3 separate regions of the Mus musculus genome follow, and all the other regions are linked to region 1. Evidence: chromatin loops called from intact Hi-C (ENCODE). Cell type or tissue: heart. All regions are shown on one strand.

Region 1 (8,000 bases):
AATCTGAATAAAAAAAAAAAACCCACAACTTTTCAATCTTAGACCCACCCCCCACCAAACACACACACACACACACACACACACACACTGCTTCCAAAGAAAACAAATTAGGTAAGAAGCAAAATCTCCTCCACCCCCAACCTGCCCCCACTCCCCTCCACCCCCAACCTGCCCCCACTCCCCTCCACCCCCAACCTGCCCCCACTCCCCTCCACCCCCAACCTGCCCCCACTCCCCTCCACCCCTAACCTGCCCCCACTCCCCTCCACCCTCAACCTGCCCCCACTCCCCTCCACATGCTGAAACAGATCCAGACCTTTATTTTCTTGCTGTTAGCTCTGGTTTCCCAAGGGCATATTTTTGTTTTCTTCATAGGGACCAACAAAAAATTCCTTAGGATGGAGTGGGCAGATAGACCTGTTCCTCCAGTTTCCCTGAGTTAGTGTGGATTCTTTTTTGCAGAAAGATGAAAGGGAGTCTGATTTTGGCCTAGCCTGAGTAGACCAGCTTAGAGGTCATCATTCCAACTGACCGGGAACAGGACCAGATTCTGGGACCATGACCCAGCATGTGGAAATTTACTCACTTGTTCTGTTTCTAAGACCCTTGGGTTGCAGTGATAGAAAGTGAACTTGAATTTGATTCCCCAAATGGGAAAAATAAGTATATTCGGTGGTTTTCTATAGCAAACACACAGAAGTGAGGCTGGGTTCCAGGGGCATCAAGAAGTAGCAGTTCAAAACCACTGGGGTCTTCTTCAACTCGAACCTGGCCTTTCCTTTTTTTTCTCTGCTTGGCTGAGTTTCCTCATCTTCTGGGCCATTGTACTCTGCACGCACACTGGGTGGCTACTAGTGTTGTGATCGTCTCCCAGCTCCAGAAAGACCACACCAGGCCAAACAGTTCCACGTGAGGTTTATTGAGAGAGAGAAGGGCAAAGTGGCAGTGGAAAGAGAAGGGGGGGGGAGGGAAGGAGAGAGAGAGAGATCGAGAGATCAGAGGGGCCTTTCTCTATATATGCATGGTGACATAGTCACAGGTAAAGGTGGGAGGTGAGCCAAGTGGATTCTGTGAATATGGTGGCTGCTGCCTTGGCAACAGGTATGGGGGTCTCGCTGTCACCTATGTGATGTCATGGGTTTCAGAGGTCTTGATAACAATAACTACCGCACTTCTTCCCTTAGCCATATATCCATAGAGCCAATCGGTGATCTGAAACCATTTCTGGTTTATGTTGAGAAATCCCTGGCACCCGCCCTGGAAATACCCAGAGTTTACACGTGGAAGCTAGAGTAAGGATCAGTGAAGTCAGTGGTTCTCACGTCCTTTGTGATGGGTTTTCTAGGCAGAAAAGAATATTCAAAACTTTCCTATTTTCTTGAGACAGGGTTTCTCCAAGTAGCCCTGGCTGTCCTGGAATTCACTCTGCAGAACCAGGCTGGCCTTCAACTTCGAGATCCACTTGCCTCTGCCTTTCAAGTGCTGGGATTAAAGGTGTGCGCCACCAGGTCTAGTTCAATACGTAACGTTTAGTTTAACCTAGTAGCAAATTTTGTAAAGGTCTGGCAATCACAGCCATAGCAAATTTAGTCCTATGCCCATTTGTGTGGAGCACGTAGTTTTCACCCTTACAAATGTTGAAAAAAAATAACAACCCTGCCAGGCGTGGTGGCACACGCCTTTAATCCCAGCACTCAGGAGGCAGAGGCAGGCGGATTTCTGAGTTCGAGGCCAGCCTGGTCTACAAAGTGAGTTCCAGGACAGCCAGGGCTATAAAGAGAAACCCTGTCTCAAAAACAAAAACAAGACAAAACAAAACAAAAAAAAACCCCAAAAATAACAACCCAAGTCCTCTGTAAGAGCAGCAAGTATTCTTAAGCACTGGCCTTTACCACTCGAACGTTGATCATTTAAACCAAAGGTCAGCACAGCTTTTCAGGAAAGGATCACATAGAAACATTGGAGACCAAGCAGGATTTCCAGCCTCTGCGGCAGCTACACTGAAAATTAATTCTGTACGTTTTCAAAATGTACTGGGCATTATGGTACATATCTTTAATCTCAACACTTGCGAAGCAGAGACTGGCAGATCTCTGTGAGTTTGAGGCCAGCCTGATCTACACAGAGAGTTCCAGGACAGCCTAGGCTACATAGAGAATCTGTTTTTTCAACATTTGTTAGGGTGAAAGCTACACACTCCATACAAATGTCTGTGTCTGCTAAACCTTTGCAAAATTTACTCGTATGTTACACTAAAAGTGAAGTTTTGTTTTAATTGAGAGAAAGGCAAGAGGATAAAGAGTCTGAGCCTGTACTACATACTGAGATCTATCTAAAAACAAAACAAAAAAAAAAAAAAACCAAAACAAAAACAAAACTAAAACCAAAAGACAGGGCAGGTGAGATGTCTCAGTGGCCATCAGCTCCTGCCACATAAGCATAATGACACACACACACGTACACACACACAAATTTTAAAAAAGTAAAAATCCTCCCAGAAAACAAAACTTTAGAAATCTGTATCAGTAACTTGATTATATATTAAGTTGTCCTTATGAATTGCTTACGAAAAGTCTCTTACATGTTTGTAAATACACAAATATCCACTACAGCAAGATTCCTTGTTATCAATACATTATCATGGCTTTCAAAATTTTTTTGAAGCCTTTCACATTTAATTCTTATTTTTCTGGAATAGAAAGAGATGAAACATTGGGGAAAGACTGTAACCATTTTAGTTAGTTTTGTTTTCTGTTTTGTTTTGAGACAGTGTGATAGTTTGTATATCCTTGGACCAGGGAGTGGCACCATCTGAAGGTGTGGCCTTGTTGGAATAGGTTTGACCTGGTTGGAATGGGTGTGTCACTGTGGGTGTGGGCATAAGATCCTCACCCTAGTTGCTGGAAGTCAGTCTTCCACTAGCAGCCTTTGGATGAAGGCATAGAACTCTCAGCTCCTCCTGTGCCATGCCTGCCTGGATACTGCCATGCTCTCACCTTGATGATAATGGACTGAACCTCTAAACCTGTAAGCCAGCCCCAATTAAATGTTGTTTTTTATAAGACTTGCTTTGGTCATGGTGTCTGTTCAAAGCAGTAAAACCCTAACTAAGACAGACAGGATTTCTCAGTGTAGCCCTGGCTGTCCTGAAACTTGCTTTGTTGATCAGACTGGCCTCAAACTCACAGAGTGAGTGCCAGTGCCTCTGACTCCAGAGTGCTGAGATTAAAGGTGAGCATCATCGTGCCCTGATGCAGATATTGATTTAATCAACTGAGATAACTTCCTGTCAGGTTTGGCGGAACTTGAGATTTACAGTTGAAGACAAGTGGATTCTACTGGCCTCCTTTTTCCAAGTACTTTTAGGGACCTGAAAACTTGGACATTTATTTTGGACACACACAGTTTACATGGTACACACAGTTTACATGGTACACGGAGCTGCTTGGATAGGTTTCCATCCATTCCTTTGTTTAGATGATTAGTCACATCTCTGGGTTTAGCTTTTTTTTTTTTCTAAACTTTATTTTATTGTGGTGCCCTGTGCACTTGGAGGTCAGAAGACAACTTTGTGGAGCCTGGATGAAACTCAGGTATCCATGCTTGCTTGGTAGTACCTTTATTATTTAAGCCATTTCATTGGCTCCTGCACCCAACCTTTTTTTTTTTTTTGGTAGGGGAATCTCAAAAATACTTTATAGGTAAGTATATGCATTTATTGTCAAAGACCTTTATCTTATTGGGACTTTGTACTCTTCTGTATTCCTAGGGTATTTAAAATGACAACTTATATTTGGATCACTTACATTTTGCCGTGGAACTTGTCACATCTCACATAGAAGCTAATTTTTCATTTCTTTTCTTTCTTTTTATTGGCTTTTTTTGAGACATCGTCTCTATACAGTTCTGACTCTCATGGAAATTACTATGTAGACCAGCTGGTGTCGAACTCACAGAGATCCACTTGCCTCTACCACTGAGTGTTGGGACTTAAAAGGGGTTTGCCCCCACACCCAGTTTAAAGCCACCTTTTAAATGCTTCTTATGGGTGAAACAATTGCAATTTGTACATGTATATGTGTACGTATACATACACTCACACACACAATCTTGCAGAGGAGGAAAATGAATCTTACAGAATTTGATTACTTTGATCCAGTTTAAAGGAGGCAATGTGCTTTTACCAGAGGAGCTGAATTCCAGTTTCCACACCTTCCCCCCTCCCAACTTCCTCTTCCGGTTCCTGCTTGTCCATTGTTCAGTGAAGCCGGAGGGCACTAACTACAAGGAAACTGTTCTTCCTCAATCTCACCCTCTTCCCTCCTCCCCTCTCTACCCTTTGGGTCTCCGCACCGCCTTGCCCAGGAGTTAAGCCTTAAAGAGTGCAGGAAGAACTACATTTCCCAGAGTGCCTCGCGAGTCACCGTCCTCCAACCAGAGCTCTCCAGACGGCGCCATTTCTGAGGCAGGAGTGGTAGTGCGGCCTGTGATCATGGCGCTGTTCCCGGCTTTTGCGGACGTAAGTGAGGCCTCCGGTGATGGGGCATTCAGGAAAGGTAAGCACCCCAAAAGAGTCGAAAAAGACATCCATTAAATTAATGGCAGATTTTCGGGCCTGGGTCATGGCCTTTTTTCTTTGCTTTGTTTATCCACCTGTATCCCAGAGTTCTCCGCGGCGCTGCAAAGCCTTCTGGGTCTTGTCTGAAGTGTAGGGCCAGAGGCTCTTTCAGGCGCTACGGTGGTCAAGTAAGCGGAGGGGAAACTAAGCCTACGATGATGTCTGGCGCTAACATTACCGTATTTTTGGACTTCATTCTCCTAGAAGCTGCAATGATACAACTCCATTGCAAAAGAAACCCTCTTAAAATACTTGCAATTGTGGTTGGCGTAATTCTGATTTTTCCTTACTAAATTGTAACCGTCAACAAATTCCGAGACTGTCTATTCATTGTAGCACACTTATTAGAAACACAGGCCCAAAATATAGACGTATTCAATAAGTGTGTCAGGATTGATAATGCAACCTGTTGCATGAACGAAACTAAGTAACAACAGCAACAAATCAGTATAAGGTAGTATGCTACAAATGTCATAGATGAGCCACAGTCAACCATAAAAATGAAACGTTCAGAATTTTGGAATGGTCTTCAAGAGGATATGATTTGTATAGATAAGAATTCAGGGACCTTCAAGGGGCTGTGGAAGAGAAGCATGGGATTAGAGAACTGGGTGCGTATTTTAAATGCTAAGACAAGTGTCAGCTATAATGAAGTTAACCATGGCAGGTAAATGCAGAAAATACATCTAATACTGAAAGTGTACGGTCAAGTTGAAGGGCTGGCAGTGGTGGCATACACCATTAATTTCAGCACTTGGGAGGCAGAGGCAGGTGGATCTCTGAATTCAAGCTCAGCTTGATCTACGTAGTGAATTCTTGGACAGCCTGGGCCACAACATAGAGAGACCCTAATCTCAAAAAAGACCAAACCAAAACAAAATATAGTTAAGAAAATTAACTATATATTATTTAACTATGAGTTACTGTTCAGCTTTCTTTACGGTTGGTTTGCTTATAGGGATCCAAAAGAAGTCAGAATTCTCTCTCTCTCTCCTTTCTCTCTCTTCTTTCTCTCTGTCTTCCTTTTCTCTCTGTCTTCTCTCTCTCTCTCTCTCTGAGAGAGGGGGTGTACTGGCTGGTTTTGTGTGTCAACTTGACACAAGCTGGAGTTATCACAGAGAATGGAGCCTCCCTTGAGGAAAGGCCTCCATGAGATCCAGCTGTAAGGCATTTTCTCAGTTAGTGATCAAGGGTGGGAGGATCCATTGTGGGTGGTGCCATCCCTGGGCTGGTAGTCTTGAGTTCTATAAGAGAGCAAGCTGAGCAAGCCAGTAAGAAACATCCCTCCATGGCCTCTGCATCAGCTCCTGCTTCCTGACCTGCTTGAGTTCCAGTCCTGACTTCCTTGGTGATGAACAGCAGTGTGGAAGTGTAAGCTGAATAAACCCTTTCCTTCCCAGCTTGCTTCTCGGTCATGTCTGTGCAGGACTAGAGACCCTGACTAAGACAGAGAGTTGGCCAGAAACCCACAGAGATCTGCCTTCCTAGTGTTGGGATTAAAGGCAAGTGCTCCCATGTCCAGGCACACTGCATTTTCTGCATGTACCCGTAGGTCCCCTTGAGTATGAAACAGTTTCTCTGCTCTTGTATTTTCTCAGGTGATATATTTGTTGAGGAAGCTGGTTATCCATCCTGAAGATGTTTCCCGCTAAATCTTCCTGTAACTTGCTCCTTTATTTATCCATCCCATTATTTCCTGGGAACTGATAATTAGATTTAAAGAGCCGATAAGATCTAGCTATATACTTTTTGTTGTTGAGGGTAGCTTGTTTGGAGTGCTGCACAAATATTAAGTCCTATCAGGAGGGTCCAATCTTTGATTTCAGTGATATTAAGGGGGTCCGTGTTGGGCATCAGATCCCCTGGGATTAGAGTTAAGATGGTTGTGAGCCTCCATGTAGATGCTGGAAATCAAACCTTGGTCCTTTGAAGAACAACCAGTGTGCTTAATCACTGACCCGTCTTTCCAACCATGCCATTACACCTTCATCTGATAATTTTGCAGTGATGTTTTTTATATTCTTGTGACAGGGTCTCACTGGGACCCAGATTAGCCTCCAGTGTGTAATCACCTTGAATGAGCAAAAGAGACTCAAAGAGTTTCTTCTGACTCTAGAACTTGCATTATAATTTTTTATGACAGGGTTGGGAATCTTGTGATTTAAACATCTTCGCAGTTCCTGGGCTGCTTCATGGGGTAGATCAACTCCCAGGAAAACGTCGACACCTTGAATGCCATTCTTACCTGTGTTTGCTGGTGCTTTTTGTACAAGTGAGTTCGAGCTTCCAGCAATCAGAAAATGGCAGTCCTAATCAAAATGAACGGCTTATTCTCAAGAGAACAAATATCTTCATTAATGTGATTGCTAACTCATTTTTACCATCAGCCTTGGAAATGCTGTTTGAATGATTTACCCCTGGAGGAGTGGCCCCTCATCTCTGAGTTCACTTAAACAGACTAGAAGCCAGGGCTACATTGTTAGGACAAGGTACAGAAATGGATATTGAACTTGGATGTGATACCCACTTATAAAGTTACCTAGTTTAGAAGCTTATTCATGCTGGCTTGCCCCTCTGCCTTTGGTGGAACTGAACGCAGGCCTTTTCAGTGGAGATGGAGGGTTAGTAAAGTGTCTTAGTAAGCTCACCACAGAGGTATGTCAGTGAGTCCTCGGTGATGGGCTGTTAGCTTACCTCTGTCAGATTTCTCTGAAGGTGTGTGTAGGTGCTCTATATCCCGGCAGTGGGTGGGCAGCACGTGACGTGGCGTTGAGGAGGTTATTTCCCTCTTTTCCTTTCTCATATGCATGGGTGTGTGAAGTACGGTGCCAGGCTCTCAGCAGTTGCTAACCTGAGATTTCTGTGCTGATCCCCAGAGGTTGGGTCTTCCAGATCCCTCTCAGGCTCCAGCTGCTTGCTTTCCTGCTGTTCCTTTCTGTAGTATAGTCTACCTGCTTAGTGATTCGAGTACACATATAATATATGACACCCTGCATAGTGATGAAAGTACATATGTACTACACCCTCCTTAGTGATGTAAGTGCACACACACACACACACACACACAGCACCCTGCTTAGTGGTAATAAGTACAGACTTGATTTCTGTCAGGCTCTCTAAGTTAGGAGGTTGTAAGTAACCACTGAAAGGGACTTGGTAGCCTGGAGAGATGGTTCATCAGTTAAAAGCACTGATTGCTCTTCCAGAGGACCCAGGTTCAATTCCTAGCACACCCACATGGCAGCTCACAAGCATTTGTAACTTCAAACTAATATCAAAGCAAAAAAGAAAAAAGAAAAAGAAAAGGACTTAGCAATCTGATGAATAAAATGTCATTTAATGTTAGATATTTCTGTCCAGGATTCTGTGTCACTAAAAATTG
Region 2 (8,000 bases), 570 kb before region 1:
CAGGAGAGCCACAGCTATAGAGTGAGACCCTGTCTCAACAACAAAATGAGAGAGGTGTGTAGAGCGGGGCGGGAGGAGGGGAAGCTTTCGTGGTTGCTGCAGAAGGCAAAAGCTAGTGTGGGAAACTGCAACCGCGCATGGGGTGACTTGGCTAGTTTTGAAAGTGTCTGGCCGTGTCTGCCCACTGGCCAACTGTCATAAGAACCAAGCTACAAAAGGACTGAAAAAAGAAAAAAGTTCTTCCTGTTTGCCCAAGAAGAGGAAATGAGATTGGCGCGCATTAGGACAGTTTTTTTTTTTTTCAAAGTTCTGGTTAATCTTATGCATCTTTAAAGATTCTGAATAAAAAAAAAAAATACTTCCATACAAAGGCTTTCCAGCAACTCTAACCTAAACAGGCACTCCTGATGCATCCCATTATAGCACGTTGATATACATTTTCAGTGTGAGCAAAATGAAAAGCTTGCAGTTTCTTTATGTAGAATCACCTAGAATTTATTTCCATTCCTAAACTGTAATCTCAATAAGGAACAAGGATGGCATCTGTCTTGTGTGCACTGTGCCCTTGACACCTACCACAGTAATTGGCACATAATGGGAATGAAAGTTGTTGCACGAACAAATGAACAATTGCACACAGCTGTTGATCAGCTCTGCATAGCGCTGCTAAGTATGAAGTCACAGTGTAGCAGAACAGGCATGCCAGGCAGGTTCACCCAGGGAGCTGTGGGGCACCGATCTAATGGGGGCACCTAGATGTCTCCACTCTCTCTTTTTCTCTCTCTCTTCCTTTCTTCCTTTCTTTCTTTCTTTCTTCCTTCCTTTCTTTCTTTCTTTCTTTCTTTCTTTCCTTTCTTTCTTCCTTCCTTCCTCCCTTCCTTTCTTCCTCCCTCCCTCCCTCCCTCCCTTCTTTCTTTCTTTCTTTCTTCCTTCTTTCTTTCTTTCTTTCTTTCTTTCTTTCTTTCTTTCTTTCCTTTCTTTCTTCCTTCCTTCCTTCCTTCCTTCCTCCCTTCCTTTCTTCCTCCCTCCCTCCCTCCCTTCTTTCTTTCTTCCTTCCTTCCTTCCTTCCTTCCTTACTTCCTTCCTTCCTTCCTTCCTTCCTCCTTCCTTCCTTCCTTTCTTTCCTTCTTTCTTTCTTGATTTATTTATTATATGTAAGTACATTGTAGCTGTCTTCAGATACCTCAGAATAGTGTAGCCTCCCCCAGCCTGAAGCTGTACAGACCTTGTCAACACTGAGGTGGGGCCACCTGCAGTGCTGCTTTCGGACTTGGCTGGCTTCTTTTGAAGTGACAATTGCCCTGAGATTCTGCTACCTGCTGAGAGGCTGAACATGTCTTCCGGAGAGGTTCTTGAGGTAGCTGACTACCTGTGAAATTGGCGACTTACTGCTAATGGCTCTGCTCTGGCGGACTAGTGCTAACAACTTGGCAACAAAACAGCGCAGACTGCTAATAAACACTGAGCCTTGAACAGGGAATCATCTTGGCTCCATTATTTCTCTCGACCGGCTAGTTTCTCTCTTTCAGCTCCAGCCTGCTTCCCCGGTGTACGGTACCGGGTCCTTGTAAGCCTCGGGCCAGCTTGCTACAGAATAGGACATCAGATCTCATTTAGGATGTTTGTGAGCCACCATGTGGTTGCTGGGATTTGAACTCAGGACCTTCGGAAGAGCAATCAGTGCTCTTCACGGCTGATCCATCTCTCCAGCCCCTTCAGGTACTTTGGTACAAAAATCTGCCAACTATGGAGACTACCAAATATAGACCACTTTCTACTTTTTAAAGGCCCATGAGCTAAGGATGGGTTTTGCATATTTCAATGTTTGAAAAGATATTAAAACAATAATATATTATGGCATGTGAAATTCAAATTCCAATATCCATTAAGACATCTTAGGGGAACACAGCCATTTGTTATTGTCTTTCTGTTTTCTATTGACCACTTTCCAGAAAAATTGAGTAGTTATAAATGAGAGTCTACGGCTCACACAGCCTTGGATTTGCTATCTGTCCTCTAACAGGAAGATAGTTTGCCCATTCTTCATCTAATCCATGTGCAATTTAGAAGATCATTTTTGCATTGTTTATGCTCGTCTTTTCTTTTCTCATTATCACCTACTTCCGCTACAGAAATTAAGCTGTCAGTGCTACACTTGCAATACATTCTTTCCCAGTGAGTCCTCTCTTCCCGTCAGCCTCATGGGATTCGACAAGTTATAAGAGAGTGACTTTGCTGTTCTAACTAGTGTAGGGGACTTCATTACTAAATAACTTCTGTGCCTCAGTGTAACATTTACGATCCCTCATTGTCTTAAGGACACGGTTCATCTTCATTCTCAGTTTGCCCGGATTTGGAACCACCTGGGAGACACACCTGTGGGTGTCTCTTTAATGGCATCTCCAGGGAGGCTTAACAGGGAAGATCCACCCTAGCTGTGCTGGGTGTCCTGGATTTAATAGAAAGGAGACTGCTGAGTACCACAGTTTAGCGCTGTCTGCTTCTGACCACAGACACAACTTGACCAAGTGGTCTCCTGTTCCTCCATCTTCCCGCCTCCATGATACACTCTATCCTTAAAATGTAAGTCACTCCCCGACCCTGCCCAGGTCTTTCTTTTTTCTCTTTTGAGTGTTTTTAAGAAAAGGTTTCTCTGTGTAGCCCTGACTATCCTAGAACTCGATATGTAGACAAGGCTGGCTTTGAATTCACAGAGATCTGCCTGCCTCTGCCTCCTGAGTGCTGGGATTAAAGGTCAGTGCCACCACACCTGTTCTTTCTTTAGAATGCTTCTGTCAGGTGTTTTTGTTTTGTTTTGGGTTTTTTTGTTTTGGTTTTTTTTTTTGTTTGTTTGTTTTGTTTTTTTGTTTTTTTTTTTCCAAGAAGGAAAATAAAGATACACTCATCTTTCCTATACAGCTGTTTCCCTTACACTTCATTTAGCCTACCTGTTACTTAGGTCACCAGCATTTGATCTCCTCTAGACCTAGGCTCACAGCTTACCTCTGTGTGAAATGTCTCCAGTTTTGTCTTACTTGCCCTTTAAATTGGCTATCCAGATTTTCTCCTTGCCCTAAAAGCCTTGAGAATAATCGTTGCCATCTGTGCCATTCTCTAATGCTTAATACTGGTTCACAGTTTTGTTTAAATTCTTTATAGTTTCCTGTGCCTGTATACAAGTTGCCCATCTCTCGAGTTCCGTTAATAGCTTTTCAGGAGCAGAAATTGAATCTTATTTTATGATTCACCACACTCTTTGAGTTTCTTAAACATGAAAAATTGGGATGAGGATGTAGTTTAACTGGTAGACTGCTCGCCTAGCATTCATAAAGCTGGAGAGTTCAATCTCCCGCATGTCATAAGCAAGGCATGGTGGCACATACTGCGAATTCCAGCACTGGGAGGTGGTGCTAGACGTACCAGGGGGTCAAGGCTAGGCTGAGCTACACTCCCCACCTCCACAAGTTATTATTTCAGATTTCTCATCCGGAGCCAGAACCTTGACTTTTTGTGTATAGGAGCTACCTGTATTTAATTTTTAAACGTAATTTAGTTTTGCCTTGTGTGAGCGATACATGCCCTTAATTAAAGCTTGTGTGGAGGTCGGAGGTCAACATGTTAGTTCTTTTTCATTATATGGGAACTGCACTGTGGTTGTCCACGTCTGGCCGCAAGCACTTTTACCCACGGAACCATCTTGCCGGCTCCTACCTGTATTTAAACACAAAATTCATTTAATTTATTTAGTGCTACAGAGAATAGTATCATTCGAAGACATGCCATCTTCCAGACAGTCACACATTTGTGGGCCGTTCCCTAGGACCCTCAGACGCGCGCGAGCGCAAACACGTGGGTGACAAGTGCTTCCCTCCAGGACCCTCCTTTGTCCACTGTGATTGGCGGACCAAGCGGTCCAATCGTCTTTCCCCGCCTCTTTCCGCAGTAGCCAATCAGAGGTCCGGAGCGCCTCCTGACTACTAGATACTGTTTACTAACAGATCGAAGCTGGGAATAAGGGGTGTGACCATTCTGGGGAGGTCAGGAGAGGGAAGGCCTGCCTGCGCGTGCGCACCAAAGCGAGTAGGTGGGGCATTCCGTGGGTCTTGCCAATCGGAGCGTTCGCGCTCCTCCCTCTCCTGCCTCCCCGCCAAGCAACAACAATTCGAGCAGCGGGGCGGGGCGGCTCCTGAAACGTCAGGACTAGCCGCCCAATGGGAACGGGCGCTGGCAGACGCGCGCGCGCTGCGCCCAATAGCGCTGGTGGCTCAGGGCTGTCTCCTGGGCTGGCTGTGGGAGGAGCGGCCTGGAGGAGGAGGTGGAGGCGCAGGGCGCGGGGTTGTGCCGTACTAGCGGTGCCCGCTGAGGGGAGGAGGCGGAGGAGCTGCACGGCCAGAGCGGGAAAGAGACTCGCCTCAGTGTCGGAGTTGTGGCGCTGCGGCAGCTCGGCTCCTGGAGCTGTGGAGAGACGGGGCGTCTGCTGTCCCATCAGGTTCCCCTAAGAGCGACCCGCGCGATCGGAAAGAGGGTGAAGATGGAGGGGGAGGGCGGCGGCAGCGGCGGCGCGGGCACCAGCGGGGACAGCGGCGACGGCGGCGAGCAGCTCCTTACTGTCAAGCACGAGCTGCGGACCGGTGAGCGACCCCGCCCTCTGCTGGCCGGGCCAGCCGCGGAGGCGCGCCTGAGAGCCGGCATGGGTGCGCGCACAGGCCAAAAGGGGCGCGGGCTGGGGGGGACGGGCCCGGGGCGGGGCTTCGCGGGCGGGGAATAGTCCGGGGGTCCTGGGAGGCTCTGGGCACGGAGAGGAAAGTTTGCTCCTGCTGGGCCCCCAGTTTCCGACCCAGCCTGGGAAGATGCCTTTATGCCCCCTTTCCTGCATAGGTGACATATCTGTCACTACACGCTGTCTCGAGGGAAAGGTACTCTTTCCCTCAAGAGGTGAGCTGTGTGGAGCTGTGTGTGATGGAGCTTGAAGCTTGAACTCACTTTACCCTGCACCTCTGCCTGGGATGGTTCAGGTGTGAGGGGAGTGTGTGTGTTTGTGTGTGTATGTATGTCTGTACCATCCCTAAGGGACAGCGATCCTGCGAGAGGGGTATTGGTTCTCGGTTAGTCTCTGGTGAAGGAAAAAGGCTTCGTGGTCCTCTGGAATTAAGTCCTTTCTCTCAGAGTTATCGTGAAGTACTATACTCTCTGAAATTTGCCAGGTCTTTTGGCAAGCAGCCTCTATAAATGTAAAGTTTTGGGTGAAAGGCTTCACTAGGCGACTTAAGTGCTTGCATCCCCTGTGCTGGAGATCAGTAAAGCTCCGTGTGCTAAGCTTTTTACTTTTGCTTTTTCATTGTGTAATTCCGGGGTTTGTTTTGGAAAATTCTTATCTGGACCAATTGGTAAAGTTTGGGTCTCCCCAGCCCCATGGAGTCAGGTCTCCCCTTACACTATCATTTCTGCATGGAGAATGTGTTAGAGTGGATCGATAGTTATTAGTGTCAGTGGTTTTAAGATTTTTGACACTTAAGTCTTTGGCACATTATATTAAGTAGACACAAATGGCAAATGGCAGGTTTCAGGTAGAAAGCGGGTCCACCTTGCTGCTGTTTGGAACAGATTGAAACAGATGGATAAAGTTAACTACAACCCACAATTCTTGATTGCCCATTAGTATCTTTGGTGCCAGTCTTATGACTTAGTATAAGATGTAAATTCATGCCTTCTCATTTATCAGTATAAGCACTGCAGTTTTGATGGTTCTGACTCTATAATGTATCCTGACCCAGTTATTCCATAGTATTTTTGAATTCCTCACATAAACAGTGTAGATTCCCTTGGTTGAGATCTTCACTCCAAATGTTATCAAAAAGTGATGTTTTCAACGGGATTTTAAGCCATTTTTCTCAGTATACATGTATGTAGTGTTAATGCCCAGTTTACACCAGGAGCAGTGTCACATTTTCTAGAGTAAGGATTTTGGTCCACCTCCCCCCCATCTTACATAATGATTCCTTGCTGTAAGTGTGTGGAATCATACAGTACAACAAATGCTGCTTGAAGTCTTCTATGCTCAGCCATTGATCATGATACAGCAAGCAGTCTTTTGCTCAAAGACCAAGGGGCAACCTACTTGTTAGTAGTCAGCCAACTGCTCAGTTTCTGGATTTTGCAAACAATGCTAACTCTGTAGAAAACAATGAGCGCTGTTTTATTTCCCTTTGTCAACTAACTGTGTGTGAATCATCAAGTTTGCATTTAGAAATTCTTCTGATGGATGACGAGACTGCACTGAACTCACTAGTAATGTAGTAAAAAGGACAGGAACGGCCATTTAAATGTATTGCTAAGCACGTGGACAACTGATCAGATGTAATGGTCAAAAACACTGTTAAAATATAACTTGAAAGAGTAACTCCTCCGTCACCAGCCAGCTGGGCTCCTCTTAGCACATGTTGCTCTGATAGGAGCTAGAGCAGTGTGGTAGCTGGTGGCTATATTGAATACCATAGGACAAATGATAATTGAATTAGAAACCCAGTATAAGGGCGTGGAAATGGCTCCATTATGGAGACTGAATAGTATGGCATACCCGGACATGGAGTTGGAAGACGTGATGATGAATACTAGCTCTGCCACTTAGCTGGGTGTATAGACTTGGGAAATCACTGCATTCTTTCAGGCTTACTCCTTTCATCTGTAAAATGTGGACATTGAATGAGACACTACTGGAAAAATGTTAATCAGGTTACTTGGCACATAGTAGGAAATATTTATTGAATGAAAATTTAAAAAATAATTCCACAATCAGATCTTATTGTAAAACATACGAATTAATCTAGTGTAGCTGGGAAACGAACTAAGTCATTGGGTGGTTAGCATTATCATATGTGTCTTTGCCTTCTCAAGCAGAGTGTAAACTCCTTGTAATCTGTGTTGCTATTGAATAGCTTGTATTTATCTTGCCCATCACAACACACAGTAGTACAATAATTCATTTGCCTGGGGTTGAAAAGATGGCTCTTTGGGATAGAGTACTTGCCATGTAGTGTGAAGTCCTGAGTTTGAATCCTTTGGGCCTACACAGAAGCTGGTTTAGTAGTGTGTATCTGTCATCCCAGTGCTTGTATGGCACCGTGAGAGCTGGAAAAGACAGAAGAGTCTCTGGAAGCTTGTACGTCAGCTAGCTTGGTACACACAGTGCTGAAGAACAAAAGAGCCCTGTCTTAAACAAAATGGAAGGTAAGGATGGATGTGGTGGCATGTGTGTGCTCATACACTCATACATGCACCCCAGACATCCATGTCCCCAAACACACAGTCTGTCTGTGTCAGGTAGTAAGTAAGGCCCTTGAGGGCAGAGACTTTTTTTGTCTATTTGTAGCCTGTGGCGTGTGGTAGATGTTCAGATATTTGTTGAGTGAATTCAGTTTTGGATGAAAAATAAGGGCAAGGTTTGCAGATGTCAGGTCTTGATAAATTGATGGCAGCGGCTATAAAAGCTGAAGAGTACAGAATTCAAGATTAAGCAAATCAATTAAACATAAATTCTTGAGTATTTTCTGTTTTCTGGTATTGAAGATACCAAAGAAAATATTCTGTGTCCAACTGTAAAGGAAGAGACCATATAAACTAATAATCAGGATATATTATTTCTTAAGTATAATAATATAAATAAAATGTATAAATGCAACAAAAGAAAGATTAAAGCCATTAGCCTTTAAATAGTCAGATGTAACTTTGTTGAACACTAGTGGAAAAATGGAAATTATTTTACCCACTCGTTTATTCAACAAATATTTTGTCACCTCTTATATACTGAGTGCTGTCTTACATGCTGTGGTTAATAACGTGGCTTCTCCACTGGGAAGGCTGAGGAATCACTAGCACCAGACACTCGCATTGCCGCTCCTGTGTCTTAAATCTCTCCTAGTCCATATGCCAAGTTTTTTTCACTGCTGTCCAGGTTCCTCCCAGGAGGTAGAAAATGGACAGGATTAAAGTTCTACAGACAC
Region 3 (8,000 bases), 680 kb before region 1:
ACACTGGGATCCCCAGATAAAAAGTAGTCTTATGTCTTCTCCTGAATCCTGATGCACACTGTTAAAAACATGCATATATATGTATGTGTGTGTGTGTATACACATATATATGCATACATATATACATATACACATATATACATGCACATAATATACATATATAGGTTTAAAAATGTATATATGTGTGTGTATATACATGTATATATATACACACACATACATACACACACACACACCACATATATATACATGTATATATAAGTTTAAAAATGTACATGTATGTGTGTGTGAGAGCTCACACATGTCATGCTATGCACATGGAGTCAGAGGACATCTTATAGAAGTGTCCTCTCCTTTCAGTATGTGGGTCCTGAGGATGGGGCTCTGGTTATTAGTCTTGGCTGCCAGTACCTTTATCAGCTCAGACATCTGTAGGCCCTGTGTAAGCATTTTAAACAACTGTACTGTTGAATAGCTCAGACAATGGGCATCTTGCCTTTCTCAATTCTTATTTTTTGAGACAAATCTTTCACTGAACCTGGACCTCATTGATTTGGATAAGCTGGGTGGCCAATAAGCACTGGAGATCTCCCTGTCTACACACATACATACACACACACACACACACACACACACACACACACACACACACCCTATACTGAGATTTCAGATGTATGCTACCATGCCTGAATTTTTGCCTGGGATATGGGGTTCTGAACTCCACTCCACCCACTGCTCCCCAGCCTTGAATACCTTGTTTCTCACCTGGGTCTACGGCAATTGTGGACTCTAGCTCTCTGACCTTTTGAGCAGCAGGGGCTGACACTATGCTGTAATGCAAAGGGTCTTTGGAAATGGCATGGACTTCTGGAACCATCTCAGGAGTCAGACAACTGGCTGAAGACGCTGTGTCCTTCGGGACCATCACCATGCAGCCTGGAGGGCTGGCGAAAGCCAATGGAGCCTCTGCAACACACAACAGAAGGGGCTGTGACGTCACCCTGTCAAGTCCAATCCATTTTCACTCTGTCCACATTAGAAAGATGACCCTGGTACCAACCCTGTCAACAGAATTAGCCAGGCTGTATGCTGGCACCATGGTCAGAGTGAGCTGGCATATGGGTAGACCGAGTTCTATTTAAACAATCGCCCCCACCTCTTAGGAAGGTGTATACGGTAAAAAGTAAGGTCCAGCCACAGCTGAAGCATGAGCGCTGAGAGATTCTGTCCATCACAGTTACGGATGTCAGAAAGCACGGTCTGAACTCTCAGCGCATGAAGCCTCTCGCTTGACCTGGTAGCTGATGTTAGACTGGGCACCCTCTGTGTATGCAATCTCTGTTTTCTCACAGCATTTATATTTTTCTTAACCCCTCCACTTCCCCGCTAGATTAGAGCCCTAAGCTGTACACTAGCATCGTTCTCAGAAGTGGCTGCATCATGAAGGATGCAGTCGAGTCTCAGGTGTGACTTTACGCCTTTCTACCCATGCCTCTCATGCTATAAAATAATGGCCACGCCTTGTCTGGTTGTATCAACATGGATCAGGGGAGTGCAGGTACACGTGGAGCGAAGCGCTGGGTATAGAAGTCCTCAGCAGTGGTTTGCATCATAGAGCCAGGCACTGCGTCTTCTCTTTGCCCTCCTGCCTGGCCTCTAGGTGCTTACTGCTGAGTAGATTGAACCTCTGTCTTCTGCATTCCCTGGTATAGATTTATATTTGAGTACTTCAGCTGTGTGCTTCTCACCAGGGGAGGGGGTATCCGAACATTGTTTCTTTACCTCAGAACTTCACATAATGCCTTGCGCATTCTTCAACTGGTGAGATGAGGAAATGCTATCCTGCTTTTCACAGAAATTCAGAAACTGTAACATTTCTTGGGTTTAATAGCCAGAGTCAGCCAACATTCAAAAGGAGCATCTATTGATCGATGCATGGACTTTGCATGGACCCAGAAAGGGAACAACTATTAATTGAGAAATGGTTTCCTTTTTTTTTTTTTTTAATTCTTTCTTTTTTTTTCAGTGTCTCAGACAACACCTAAAAAAGTGATCCTTTGAAAGCCAGGTACACACAGAGCAGCAGGTTCAGGAGGTGGCAGAAGGCTTTATTCTCTCCAGCTTTAGGGATGTGACGGTTTGTATATACTTGGATCAGGGAGTGACATTGTTAGGAGGTGTGGCCTTGTTGGAGTAAATGTGCCACTGTGGGCGTGGGCTTTAATACCCTAGTCCAAGCTGCCTGAAAGTCAGTATTCTGCTAGCAGCCTTCAGATAAAGATGTAGAACTCTCAGTTCCTCCTGCATCATGCCTTCCGGGATGCTGCCATGTTCCCACTTTGATGATAATGGACTGAACCTCACTCCAGGAATGAGTTCACGTATGCAGGAGGAAGGGAGTGAGTTTGGGAACTACATAATCTTCTGGGAGAAGCTAGGTCTTGGTATTGAGGGGTCCTGGGAATGGACCTCAGCAGATACTGAGAGACAACATTGTTGTAAAATTCAACTGTGTTTCTAGGCTTCATCCTTTGCTTTGAAGGCCCTACCAATTTCCAAAAAGACATGAGGCTCCTCAGCTTGGCTCCTTCATGAGAGCAAGCCGCAAAGCTTCAGCAGGTGGGAAAGCATTTGGTCCAAGGGTTCTTGAGCTAAAGACTGGGTGTGTTGGCTCCTCAGCAGGGGATTGAACTGAGCAGGAAAGACACCGTAGACTCTTAGCTTACATTTGTGTTTGTTTCCCAGTGCTAGGGCTCAGACCTTTGAGCACTCTGGGGAAGTGCTCTACTACTGAGCTATAGCCCCAACTCTAGGCCTGGGTTTTATGGGTTTATTTTTAAGTCCTTGCTTGATCTGTAAACCTGTGCTTTCAAGAACTCCGGACCCATTGGGCTGCAACTGAGGAAGCTCCGCCCTTGTTACCAACATACTGCAGCTGATGACTGCTTCCAGACTGGTCAGCGGAGATGGCCAGAACACAGGGACATCCTCGGGCCGACACTCCACATAACTCCCGTAGTCAGGTTTGGAAAGTGCCTCAATTCCCAAAAGACCTGCAGGTGGGAAAACAAAACAAAACAAAACACCCAAAACCAAACCCAGGATTCCTCAGATTGGTACCACCCACATGGGGGCACTAAGTACTCTATGTATCTTTCTCCCCACAAGTGCTAGTTGTAGAATTGATCTTAGAAAAGGAGAAAGAAGAGGAAGGACAGGAGGAAGAGGAGGAGGTAAAGATGGCTCAGAGTTGAAGTTTTAACAGATCAGGGTGTTCTGTAACTTAGGGCCCCCGCTGTCTGGTACCATCAGGCCTGACATCTCAAACCGTATGATGTGGTTTCTGGAGGGAGTTTACAGTGTGCTTAGCTCAATACTAGCCTCGTAGCACAGAGTCCTAACAGAGCCAGCTTTGTGTGTGTGTGTGTTCATCTTGATGCAGACTGATCAAGTTACATAGCTGTAACCTCTGTTATTGTTCCAGCAGCCCCAGCCCTGAGCAGCAGCATCTACATGCTGTTGACAGTGCGGACCAGAATGCCAAAGATGGATGCGTTGGGCCTAGTTTATCCCCACTGATAAGACAAGTCGGCAGATATCTTCTGGGTGACCCTGAGACTATTTTAGGTGAGGAAGACCAATAGTGCTGATAGTATTTTCATAGAATGTCAGGTCTTTAGTAATTCTGTTGACTACGAAGCTGAGCAAGTTCAAGTCCACAGACCCTGGCTCTCACTCTGGGCCAACCCCAAGTTCTCTCTCCTCAGTCCCTCTGAGAGCTCCAAGAGATCTCATGACATTCAGTCAGAATGCAAATTTGAGTTTTATTTAATAATGTTATGGTGTGTGTGTGTGTGAGAGAGAGAGAGAGAGAGAGAGAGAGAGAGAGAGGTGTGGTGTGCATGGTTGTGGATAACACCTGAAACAAAGAGTCCCACTGTGACCCTCCAATCCCCAAGGCCAGTGGTGATCACATGATACTCATAGGAGTTGAGTGTGCATCACAAGTCCTCAAGATGAGGCCCCCTAGTGTGGCACAGTGCTGCCTTAAGCCTGAGAGCACCCAGTACTGGACTTCTGGGTTTCACCCCAGTCCCTCACCCTTGAGACCCTCCCCATAAGAACAGCACAAGCCCCTGTGTGCTTTTCAGGCCCATGTTGGGTGGACACTGACCTGGGTCACCGATGTGAATGGGTTGTCCTTGCTGTCCTCTTATGGCGTGAGTGGCCTGCAACAGCCTTTCCAGCTTGTCCTTGGGAATGGGTCTCATTGTGACCACCAGAGGGCAGCAGAAGCCAGCAATGGTGGCACAGGGCACTGTTGTCTGATAGTGAAAATATAGGGGGAAAATACAGGAATCAACTCAAATTAAAGCCGCAACACTTCCAGTCCAAGAAGCAAGAGATCCAGGGAGCTGTTGCAGCCTGGTTGACAGTGAGAGACTCAAAACTAGGGTGCAGGAGGGGGGAGCCTTATTCATTTTTTTCTTTATTAATCTGTCAACATCACTTTGGCAGTCTGGCACACATCTAAGCTGGACAGAATAATGTTTTCACCACATAAAAGAAAATTCAGGATGGTGTGTTGCCTGTTGTCCCAGCACCTGGGAGGCTAAGGAGATGGGGAGTTTGAGCCTTGACTGCAAGGAAAGTTTTAAGGTGATTCTGGTAACACAGTGAGAGACTGCCTTAAAACAAACACACAGACGGGGCAGCAAAAAGGTGACGGGAAGAGAAGAGAATCAAATGTTCCAAAGGAAACCACTACTATTTCTGATGTCCAGATGTAGTTACCAGAGCCCCAGAAAGAATATTATACTTTCCCACTAACAGCTAGGAGGACAGAATGGCAGATCTGTTACTGGAGTATCAGTATACAGGGTGTTTTGAAACTCTCAAGAACTGTACTGTGTTATGCTATTTGTGAGATACTTTATCATCCTCAGCATTCCAGGACATATTGATCCAACAGCCCTTTGTGGCCAACAGTCAGAACCAAAGGAAATGCTAACTTTCAGCCGAGGTTTATAACACACACACACACACACACACACACACACACACACACACAATTTTCCCACCCAGTGGCGGGCATGGTGGCTCACGACTTTAATCCCAGCACTTGGGAGACAGAGGCAGGCAGATTTCTGAGTTCAAGGCCAGCCTGGTCTACAGAGTGAGTTCCAGGACAGCCAGGGCTACAGAGAAACCCTGTCTCAAAATCAAAACAAAACAAAACACCCCAAAAAACCAAAAAACAATTTCCTCGCCCAGTCTCATGGGTCTCTAAATGTTCTTTCTCCATGGACCTCAAGAAGCTGCGAAGTTCTGACAGAATCAGGCAAAAGCAAGCAAACAGCGCCAGGAACATCGGCTGCCTGATTTACTTCTAGATCCCACAGGATGAGCCTGTCCCTGGATGCCCCGGTCTTCCCTTCCAAGATTCTGCACAGGGCGACCTGGGTGACTTTCACTGGTGGTATACTTCTCCCCCTGCAGTGGGGCTTACGACAGGCTTAGAACGCAGCCAGGATCAGGATCCCCTGGGACGACCTTGGCTGCCACTTAACTGGCTGTTACCACCCTGGCAACTGTAAGATGAGGCTCTGCTGTGCTGCCAGCCCAGTGTCTGTATGACAGCACCTGGGACAGAGCAAAGGCACATGTAGGCCACTCACAAAGCCAGGCAGGGCTCCTGGGGACTGAGACACCTCTGTTTAGGATGGGCCATCTATCCAGGCCATCAGTCAAATTCAAGGTGGCTGTAAGAGCCATCTCTCTCAGGGCCTAAGGGCAGTGGGGTGAGTTGTTACAGACAAAACTGTATGGCAGCTGTGGGGAGAGGGGGCAGTGACGTGTCATGGATAATTGACAGGCTTTGGTGAACATATATGGACGTCTGTGCCTCTGTACAAAGCTTTTTTTTTTTTTTTTTTTTTTTTTTGGTTTTTTCGAGACAGGGTTTCTCTGTATAGCCAATCTCATCAACCCAATCTTTTGTGCCTCGAAGGTTACTACAGAACTGCAGGGACCTGACGCAGTCCAAGCCTCTTTGGCAGGAGTCAAAGTGGGGAGGGACACTGTGACAAACAGCGCTCAAGATGAAAAAAGTCCAGCCACTGTGAGCAGGGAAGTCTGGAGGCTGGTCTTGTGCACAGGGAGGCCTGGAGACTGCTGATCAGCCAGAGTGCTCAGACTTGTCCCAACAGCATCTGGGAAGGAGGCAGAGGAGGAAGGGCGCCACTCTTCCCCACGTGACTGGTTTCAGCAGGAAGAGAAGTGCATCAACTCGGCCACAGGGACAGTCCCTAACAGCAGGCGTGTCCCAGGAGAGGCCACCCTTCTGCCGTTAACACTCTGTGCTCACATCAAAACTGGCCATGGTGACACCCTGTGCTTGTAATTCTAGCACTGGGAGATAGAGACAAGAGCATCCCCAGGGCTCTCTGGCAGAGAGCCTACCCTTAATCAGTGAATCCCAGTAAGAGGTCTTGTCTCCAACTCCACGGTGGGGCCAGTGAAAAGACTCATCAGATAAAGGCACTTGCTGCCGTGCCTGGTGACTTGAATTTGATTCCCAAGCCCCACGAGGCAGAGGCAGAAGGAGAGAACTGATTTCCATAAGTTGCCATCCAATCTCCACACAAACATTGCACTACCAAAATCACCCCTTCCCCAAATAAGTGTAACTTAGCAGAAAACAATGTGTTCTGCTCCCGAAGAGTACTAGTTGACCTTTAGCCTGAACATACATTCATATATACATGCCCTCTCTCTCTCTCCAAATGTCCAAATGACTTTGATTGACATTGCACAGCCATATCAGAGGCAGGTGGGAGAGAGACTGACTCAGAGGGTAATGGTTTTACCTGGGAGGGCGACTGAGCTAGGGCTGACCTTAGGGCTTCTGATCCCTGAACCAACATTCTCTCCACCATCGGAAACTACAGAGTCCATCCACATTTTCAAGCTGTTTTGCCCAGGGGCATGGCCTTACCTTGTATGCTCCTGCATGGCTGGGACCTGTTAGGTCTCTTCTGGGGATCCCTGCCTGCTCCAAGGCCTCTTCTATGGAGAAGCTGCAGTCTATGATGAAGGTCACCATTTCTTTTAGTTGTTCTGAGTGCTCTTCCAGTGAGGTCAGGATGCCTGTGCAGGTGCCAAACTTGTATTTCTGCAACTGTGGACAGATGGTCCTAGGGACACAAAGAAGTGCTCACAGGCCCCTGAGGCGCTTTTTTTGTTTTTGTTTTTGTTTTTAGAGACAGGGTTTCTTTATGTAACAGCCCTGGCTATTCTGGAACTTGCTCTGTAGACTGGGCTGACTCCAAACTCATGGAGATTCATCTGCCTCTGCCTCCACAGGGTGTACCACCGTGCCCACTCGGCCAATACTGTGTTTATTAGAAGGTCAGAGAGGGGCTGGAGAGTGGTTAAGAGCACTGACTGCTCTTCCAAAGATTCTGAGTTCAATTCCCAGCAACCACATGGTGGCTCACAACCATCTGCAATGTGAGCTGACGTCCTCTTCTGGTGTATCTGAAGACAGCTACAGTGTACTCATATACATTAAATAAATAAATCTTTAAAAGAAGGAGGAGGAGGAGGAGGAGAAAAAGGCAGAGGAGGGACTCTCTGATACTGACACGTCTAGAGCTCTCTACACTGGGGAGCGCTTGGTTTTCAAGTCGGGGCTTTGCTGGTGTTCCTGAAGCATGACCAAACCAGAACCACTGAATCAATGTGTGCATAGCATAACCTGTGGGTCCCACCCCATCCCATTTCCTGAACCTCAATGTGAGACCAGTCAGACCCACAAGAATAAAACAATGGTGGACTTTCTGCAACAGGGAGATGCTGTTGGACCCAGAGAAACTTTGGTGTCCTCTCCCATGAGGCTGAAAGCCTTATGTGGTACGAGCCTCAACCCTGTTCACCCCAAATCATTGCTGGGTTATTCCTCCTTTCCAGCCATGTGCCAGGGGATGGGTTGTAGGGAT

The links. Hi-C counts contacts between places; a loop is a spot of excess contacts. Peaks named below come from ENCODE experiments on the same cell type or tissue, not always from the same donor. Only the 100,000 strongest peaks of a DNase experiment are listed, where the experiment ranks them.
Region 2: a loop joins it to region 1, with 2.2 times the contacts of the local background. A loop is called at or near these places in 3 of 42 quality-filtered maps.
Region 3: it touches region 1 in a loop (4-fold over the local background); 17 of 42 quality-filtered maps call a loop at or near these places.

What each region holds. Positions count from the first base shown.
Region 1 is chr12:100,156,096-100,164,095 of GRCm38, reverse strand. It overlaps Nrde2 (nrde-2 necessary for RNA interference, domain containing), which reads left to right and starts at 4,443. Exons shown (of 14, transcript NM_001290303.1): 1 at 4,443-4,556. The coding sequence starts at 4,493. In heart, a CTCF peak has its summit at 4,499; a DNase peak (open chromatin) is centred at 4,385; H3K4me3 peaks cover 1,644 bases; H3K27ac peaks cover 1,510 bases.
Region 2 is chr12:100,721,412-100,729,411 of GRCm38, reverse strand. It overlaps Rps6ka5 (ribosomal protein S6 kinase, polypeptide 5), which reads left to right and starts at 4,292. Exons shown (of 17, transcript NM_001330702.1): 1 at 4,292-4,631. The coding sequence starts at 4,532. In heart, CTCF peaks have their summits at 4,443 and 4,644 (motif pointing left); DNase peaks (open chromatin) are centred at 101 and 4,211; H3K4me3 peaks cover 2,137 bases; H3K27ac peaks cover 1,756 bases.
Region 3 is chr12:100,837,696-100,845,695 of GRCm38, reverse strand. It overlaps Dglucy (D-glutamate cyclase), which reads right to left. Exons shown (of 13, transcript NM_145448.5): 4 at 6,998-7,196; 5 at 4,175-4,325; 6 at 2,931-3,053; 7 at 766-966. Among named protein-coding and RNA genes, the nearest start is that of Gm36572, 52 kb to the left of the region's middle. In heart, CTCF peaks have their summits at 4,082 and 4,283 (motif pointing right); DNase peaks (open chromatin) are centred at 4,245, 5,565 and 6,275.